Linked DNA regions of Homo sapiens: region 1 is linked to region 2. The links are chromatin contacts, found by Hi-C or POLR2A ChIA-PET in ENCODE. All regions are on one chromosome and are shown on one strand. Each heading gives the region's core, a stretch centred on a gene start or an enhancer-like site at or near the end of the contact. The rest is flanking DNA. Distances are from core to core; before and after follow the strand shown.

Evidence for each region. Hi-C counts contacts between places; a loop is a spot of excess contacts on that map. ChIA-PET counts read pairs that join two places held with the same protein, here RNA polymerase II (POLR2A). Pooled maps may share reads with other maps.
Region 1: POLR2A ChIA-PET joins it to region 2 with 18 read pairs in BJ. The contact joins two enhancer-like sites. A Hi-C loop is called at or near these places in 9 of 50 pooled maps. POLR2A ChIA-PET finds 5 or more read pairs at or near these places in 4 of 52 experiments (BJ, H1, HEK293 and 1 more).

What each region holds. Positions count from the first base shown.
Region 1 is chr10:72,042,725-72,046,493 of GRCh38, reverse strand. No RefSeq gene overlaps it. Among named protein-coding and RNA genes, the nearest start is that of SPOCK2, 44 kb to the left of the region's middle. Within about 2 kb of position 1,558, at least 14 of the 41 ENCODE cell types and tissues checked have a DNase peak (open chromatin) inside an H3K27ac peak, as active enhancers do.
Region 2 is chr10:71,857,908-71,862,080 of GRCh38, reverse strand. No RefSeq gene overlaps it. Among named protein-coding and RNA genes, the nearest start is that of PSAP, 8.7 kb to the right of the region's middle. RefSeq lists enhancers at 1,281-1,380, 1,383-1,527, 1,423-1,567, cis regulatory regions at 1,450-1,460, 1,490-1,500, 824-1,843 and a silencer at 1,992-2,226. Within about 2 kb of position 2,133, at least 34 of the 41 ENCODE cell types and tissues checked have a DNase peak (open chromatin) inside an H3K27ac peak, as active enhancers do.

The DNA of each region.
Region 1 (3,769 bases), core at 309-2,808, 180 kb before region 2:
TTTATGAGATCCTTCCTGAGCCAGAACCACCCAACTGAGCCCATCCTGATTTCCTGGACCTCAGAAACTATGAGAGATAATAAAAGGATTGCTGTTGTGAACTTTAGTTCACTAAGTTCTGGGGTGATTTGTGACTCAGCAATAGATATTTGGAACACTTTTGAATATGTTCTGTAGATTTTCCTCTGAGGTTGGTGGAAAAGCCCTCCTAGGCTTGGGTGGAGTGAACAGCTTTCTGTATATTCTGATTTCAGTAACCTCCAAATATTCTTCTACTTGTGCCAGACAGTCGACAACTCTTGGCTGACTCTTTGCGATGTTGCTACCTGTCCTTCTTATGAAGAAGCGAACAGCGAGTGTCTGACCCCATCTCACTCTATCCTATTTTGAAGAAATGAGTCAGCCCCTTTCCTGAATGGGGCCAGCCGAGGGAGGCTGCCAGGTGTTCCCCTGGACAGATGGATTGTCTGATATTTGCAGATGCCTCAGCCCCTCATCGAGGCTTCCCTGCACCCTGTCCTCACACTCTATGAGCCAGCCTCCTTCCCAGTTGCCCTGCCTCTCCAGAGAACTCTCTACCCTCTTTAATGCCAAAAGCAGTCACTTATTTTCTCCTATGAACACTGGGAAATAGTAACTGACCACATTTTTGGTTTTGCTTTGGTTGCTTGAAGATGTATGGCCACAGTTGTGGCTTACCATGATAAGGGCATAGATCACGCTGGTAGAAGAATGATGAAAAAATACACAATTCTAATACTCAGAGATAAGGACACTTTGAAGTTTGTGGTACAGCCTCCCAGACTACACACATACGTAAAAGTGGGATTTTACAATACATAGAGTTTATACTGTGACTCTTGACTTCTTGGAGGCCATAGTCATTTCAAGAAGGTCATGAGACTTCTAGCTCCCTTTGAGGAAAAATCCTCTTAGGCCTATACATACAAACTTGCCATTAGGTTCTATAAATACATAAGTAGTAAATTAATTAGGTTCTATACCTATAACTTCAGTATTAATCACTGCATAATAAATATTATGAATTGAATTGTGTGGCTATATTGTAATTTATTTAATCAATTCCCTATCATTGAACATTTACATGGCTTCTGATGTTCCTCTGTTTTAAACTATACTCAAAATCTCGACCTGGTGTGGTGGCGTGCACCTATAGTCTCTACTAAGGAGGCTGAGGCAGGGAGACTGCTTGAGCCCAGGAGTTTGAGGCTGCAGTGAGCTAGGATCCCACCACGGCACTCCAGCCTGAGCAACAGAGTGAAACCCTGTCTCTTAAAAAAAAAAAAAAAAGTCATTCTGAGCATTTCATCCGAGTCTTCATTTACACTGGTTGCATCTGATGTGTCCTTGTAGCTGCTTTAGATCTTCTCTGGAACAAGGCAGGGCATGTTTAAATACATGCAGTGTTTTAAAAATGAGAAATACACCTTGGAACTGTCCCTAGCTGTGGCCCCAGGCGGATCCCGGTCCTGCCTCACCCACAGCTCCAGGAGGCCTGCGGAAGCAGGACTGGGCCCTGTTTCCAGGCAGCACGCGTCAGTGGTGCCTGTGATACATGCTGCCTGGCCAGAGAAGCAGTGACTTATGTTGTGGGTTGAGGAAGAACAGGGGCTGTGTGTTCATTCCTGGATTCAGGACCTCGCAGAGCTGGGTGGGGAGGGGGCTGGGAACGTGGCAGAGGCTGGCTGTCGGTCCTGTTTACCTCCTGGATGAGCAGGAGGGGGAAGCAGCTGGCTTCCAAGGGCCAGGGTGCACCAGCCGGCTGGTTCATGTGTCCACAAAGGCGGCCCTTCAGCAGCGGGCAGGGACTGTGTCCTCGTGCCTGCCAGCAGTGTCTGGAGGCTGCCCGTGGAGGTGGGTAGGGCCCAACACAAACAGCCACCAGAGAAAGGGGCCTTTATGGCCAGTGGAGGACGGCTGCTGGACTGCAGGGAGGATGCCAGCACCGTGCGGCCAGGGAAGTGGCCAGCAGGTGCTGCTCCAGGCCGTCCTGGCATGGTTGCACCAGGGCATTTGGGAAGAGGCTGTGTGCAGTGCTATGGGTCAGGGGCTTGTCTGCACTTCCTTCCTTCCTCCCTCCTTCCTTCCTTCTTGCCCTCCTTTCTTTCCTGTCTGTCTCCCTTTCATTTTTTTGTGGGGGGTGGTTCTTTCATCATTTTTCTTTCTTTCTTTTCTTTCTTTTTTTCTTTTCTTTTTTTTTTTTTTGAGACAGAGTCTCGCTCTGTTGCCCAAGCTGGAGTGCAGTGGCAAGATCTTGGCTCACTGCAACCTCCACCTCCCAGGTTCAAGCGATTATCCTGCCTCGGCCTCCTGAGTAGCTGGGATTACAGGCACCTGTCACCATGCCCAGCTAATTTTTGTATTTTTAGTAGAGATGGGGTTTCACCATATTGGCCAGTCTGATCTCAAACTCCTGACCTCAGGTGATTCACCTGCCTTGGCCCCCAAAGTGCTGGGATTACTGGCGTGAGCCACTGCATCGGGCCATGAGCTTCTTTTCAAATGGTGACTGGGCTGCTGATTTTCCTGTTGTCAATTTCCATTGTACATGCCTCTGGGGAACCCTCGTGGAGTAGGGGAGCTTGGTCCTGTTCACTTTCTTGCTGGGTGACACTTTCTTGCACTGATTGTCCATTTCTTCAGGGCTCAAGGATTGACAGTGTCACCTTTCAGGGTTGTTGTAAGGTAGTATCAGCTCGCAAAGCGCCATTGCCCTCAATCATCCTGACCACCTTTGCCTTTCATAGGCCCTGCCTCATCTAATTAGAGCACCCTCGTGAGATAGGGATGGCCGTTTCATCTATATTGCAGATAAGAAAACAGACCCAGAGAGGTTAAGCTGCTTGCCCAAAGTCACCCAGCAAGTAGACAGCACAGCCAGGATCCAAACCCAAGTGTGAGTTCTGAACTCAGCTCCTAACCACAGCGGAACCTCCCCCTCGGCGCCCCGTGTCACCTCTGCACGGATGCTCCCCTGCCTCTATCAGCCCCAGGAAAGCCCCTCTTCTCCTCCTTTCCCCAGAGACCCTTTCTCACCCAGCCTATCTCTCTCCCTTCCCTGCCAGCCCTGCAGGAGAGTGAGGACAGTAGGCTCCTGCCTGCCAGAGCTCACCCCAAACAGCTTCCTTACTGTTCAGCCAAGGAAACTGAGGCCCAGAGAGGGCTAAGGACTCATCCCAATCACACAGCAAATTGGCAACAGAGAACCAGAGCCCAGGCCTCCTGACCCCTTCCTCATTAGAACATTCTTTGCATTCCCCGTAGAGTTCATTGGGAACTGCTGAGGAATCTGTACCAGTTTGACCTGAATATGAAGGCATGTTACTTTCCACCCAAACACTGCTATCAGCTGGGGAAAGCCAAATGCCCCAATTTCTACCCCTTGGAGATATCTTGAGAAGATTCTCTGTTTTTCTGCTGACATAGTTTTCTGAATGAGTCCTGTCTAATTTAAAGTGCTGGTCTTGTTCCTGATTGGGCATTGCTTCTGCACGCCCTAGTGGGGGTCAGAGCTGAACCCTCACGGTGAGGGGTCTCTGACACTGAGGGGGCTCCTTCCATCTTTGTTTTGCTTGTTGCTGGGGACAGGAGCAGACTCGGGATGCAGGGGACACTCATGGGTTGTGGGTGGCTGAACTCTGATGTCCCAGCTGCTGGGGCCCTGCAGCTATGGGGGTCTCTTTGTAGATGGGCTGCATGGCCTGCATGGGCAGTGCCCAACTTCATGGCAGCCCCCCTGTGCTGAGGA
Region 2 (4,173 bases), core at 884-3,383:
TGAGACCATTTTGAGACCGGCCTGGGCAACATAGTGAGATGCTATATTTATTTTAAAATAAAATAAATAAGTAGCCAGGCTTGGTGCCTCACATCTGTAATCCCAGCACTTTGGGAGGCCGAGGCGGGTGGATCACTTGAGGTCAGGAGTTCGAGACCAGCCTGACCAACATGGAGAAATCCCCTCTCTACTAAAAATACAAAATTAGCCGGGAGTGGTGGCACATGCCTGTAATCCCAGCTACTTGGGAGGCTGAGGCAGGAGAATCGCTTGAATCCGGGAGGTGGAGTTTGTAGTGAGCCGAGATTGTGCCATTGCACTCCAGCCTGGGCAACAAGAGCAAAACTCCATCTCAAATAAATAAATAAATAATAGAGATCATGTATATATTGACCAGGCATGGTGACTCATGCCTGTAATCCCAGCACTTTGGGAGGCCAAGGCGGGCAGATCACTTGAGGTCAGGAACTTGAGACCAGCCCGGCCAACATGATGAAACCTCGTCTCTACTAAAAATACAAAAATTAGCTGGGCATGGTGGTGCACGCCTGTAATCCCAGCTATTCAGGAGGTTGAGGAAGGTGAATTGCTTGAACCTGGGCAGCAAAGATTGCAGTGAGCTGAGATCGAGCCGCCACACTCCAGCCTGGGCAACAGAGCAAGATTCCATCTCAAAAAAAAAAAAAAAAAAAGAGAGATTATGTATATAGAGTGATCAGTTGACAGTCAGGTATATTAACAGGCAACTAATTAATGCCAGTTATTATTATTAGTATTATTATTGAGACAGTGTCTTGCTCTGTTGCCCAGGCTGGCGTGCAGTGGGTCAATCATAGCTCAAGCAATCCTCCCACCTAAGCCTCCTGTAGCTGGGACTATAGGCCCACACCACCACGCCCAGCTAAGAAGCTTTGGTTTTAAGATATGCTAACATGGTCAGTTTGATTACAGCCCAGTTCTTGCTTTCCTTTTCAGGCTCAGAAACAACTGATCTAATCTAGTCTTTGTTCTTTTCACCCTCCAAGTTCACCCAAGAGTAAGGGCTCTAGCAGCAAATCATCTGAAATTTAGAGAAGGAGAAAGGTGCCTGAGGCTAGAGGAAGCAGGGGGGCTTCCCAGGAGGTGAAATGCAGCTGGGCCTTGAAATAAAGGGAGGCTTTGATAGATGCCTGGCACAGGGACATAATCTGATAAATTGACAGGACTGTGACTCAGGAGAACTGGCTCTGATCTCAGTTCTATTATTTATTGGTGTTGTGAGCAGTTAAGTCACTTCCCCTCTTTGGGTTTACTAAGGTTCTCCTTCTGACATCCACAGATGGGTGGCTGAGGCCTGAGAGCCTCCTGAAGTCAGTGCAAAATGTGTCTGAGCATTTTTCTGGCAGAGTGTTCCCAGCTTTCATCAGATTCTCTAGGGGCTCTGACCTCACCAACTTGCAGACTGCTACAGTGACTCAGCAGCTCCCGGCCTGCCCCACTGCCCTGCTGCTGCTGACTCACCAGCTCATGCAAGGCCTTCTTGGCAGCTCCTGCTCTCCCCAAGAGAGCAGCTGATGGGGGCCGCCTGTCCAATAGGAATAACATCTGGGGACAGAGCTGTGGGGCCAGGCCGCATCCCATGCACTGATCGGCTCTCAGAATAGACTGACTGGGAATCTGATCACCCACAGCCCAGCGGGTGACAGGGCCTCAGGGTGCCGAATGGGACGTGTGTACAAGGAGCCCTGATGGAGCTGTGGGCCCGGCCAGCAATCTGGCTTCCCCGGAGTGGGGACATAACAACGAGCCTCTTGTGTGGCCTTTCCACTCAGCCTGCGTGCTTCATTTCTCTGTCTTCAGCCCTTGGTACAGTGCCTGGTATATACCAGGCACTCAATAAATGTATTGCTAAAAAAATAACAGGACAAAATAAGAAATGCTGTTGAGATGTGAACAGATCCCAGAGGGAGCAGTGAGGAGGAAGTGTCCACCAATTCCTAAAGCATAGCAAATAGCAAAGGTTTCCCTCTGGCAGTATCTGTTTTTTTTTTTTTTTTTTTTTTCTTTTTCTGATATAGAGTCTCACTCTGTCGCTCAGGCTGGAGTATAGTGGCATGATCTCAGCTCAACCTCCATACCACCTCCCCTCCCCGCCCCCACCAGGTTCAAGCGATTCTCCCGCCTCAGCCTTCTAAGCAGCTGGGATTACAGGCGCGTGACACCACGCCCAGCTAATTTTTTGTATTTTTAGTAGAGACGGGGTTTCACCATGTTGGCCAGGCTGGTCTTGAACTCCTGATCTCAAGTCATCCACCTGACTTGGCCTTCCAAAGCGCTGGGATTACAGGCATGATCCACCGTGCCTGGCCTTAAATGGATTTTGAAGGATGAATAAGAGTTTACCAGAGAAAGAGGCAGGGAATAGAATTCGAGGTAGGGGATGGGGGTATTTATAAGGCACATAAATGTGGAGCTGCATAGCTTATTTAGACAATCTTAGAGAATGTGGGCAGAGTAGGTGGAACCATGGGATGGAGGGCAAGGTCGGAAGTTTGAGAGAACAGAGATTGCAAAGCTGGGCTAGGACCAAGGCCTTGTGTTCCGTAAAGCAGGGGTGTCCATTCTGTGGCTTCCCTGAGCCATACTGGAAGAAGAAAAATTGTCTTGGGCAACATATAGAATACACTAACATTAATGATAACTGATGAGCTTAAAAAAAATCACACACAAAAAATCTCATAATGTTTTAAGAAAGTTTATAAATGTGTGTTGGGCTGCATTCAAAGCCGTCCTGGGCTGCATGTGACCTGCAGGCCGTGGGTTGGACAAGCTTGCTATAAAGAAATGGCGGCCTGGCGCAGTGGCTCACGCCTGTAATCCCAGCACTTTGAGGGGCTGAGGCAGGTGGATCACCTGAGGTCAGGAGTTCGAGACCAGCTTGACCAACATGGAGAAACACCCTCTCTACTAAAAATACAAAATTAGCTGGGTGTGGTGGTGCATGCCTGTAATCCCAGCTCCTCAGGAGGCTGAGGCAGGAGAATCGCTTGAACCTGGAAGGTGGAGGTTGCGGTGAGCCGAGATCGTGCCACTGCACTCCAACCTGGGCAACAAGAGCAAAACTCCATCTTAAAAAAAAAAAAAGCAAAAGAAATGGTCAGAGAAGTAGAAGGATGACTGAGAGCAAGCAGAGTATGGTGGTGGAATTCACTATATAGCTTCTTCTTTCAGGACCAAGCCACCCACTGTCTCTCCACCATGGGCTCGTCTGCTGAGGGCTCACAATTGTGCCATCTCCAGGAATTCCCCTCAGCCAACGGAGCCCCTCACCCAAGCTTACACTCCCTCCCCTGGGACATATTATCTTGGGCTTTAAAGGCCCACACCCCTTACCCCAGTTGACAGCCGTTCTGCAGCACCGTCCCTGCAGCGCGGTATGGGCTGAGGCCAATGTAACAACCTTGTCGCAGTTTGGTTTCCCCTATCTTGCTGCCCTCACGGCCTCACAGGTGTGATCCTGAGAACATACCCCAATAAACTCCTGCCTGCTCATCTCAGCCTTAGACTGTGGTTCCCAGGCAACCCCATCTGAGACAGACAGCAAATATGTTAACCCAAGAGCCAACTTTGAAAGCAGAGGAGTACCGAGTTGACAAGGCTTCAGGAGGCAAGGTCTATTGGTGATGTCTGCCATGAATGAGGAAGCAGGCAGTGGGGACGTGTGTGGTGCATATTCAGCATCCCTGTGGAGTGGCACCCTGTCACTGATGCCAAAGGCGGGGGCGGGAGAGGAGGACTTGTAGAAAGGAGAAGCAAACCAACAGTGCCAGAGGTGAAAGGGAACAGAAGGTGCTGGTGGACTTACCAAGAAGGAATTGACTGTCTACTTTCCAGAAGCCATTTGGGGGATCAGTGGGCTGGATTATAGTTGGGAGGGATAGTAGTAGTTATGGTGAGTGTATATGCCATACTGAGTATGGCACTGAAGGGAAGGTGAGAGAAAGCACAGTGGCTTATGTGAAAGTCAAGGTGAAGAAAGATTTCTTTTAGGATGGGAGAGCCTTGGGCATACTTATAGTCTGACAGGGAAAAGTCAGTGTACAGAGGGAGACAGAAGATATAAAAAAGGAAAGGGGCTGGGCACCATGGCTCAAACCTATAATCCCAGCACTTTGGGAGGCTGAGGCGGGCAGA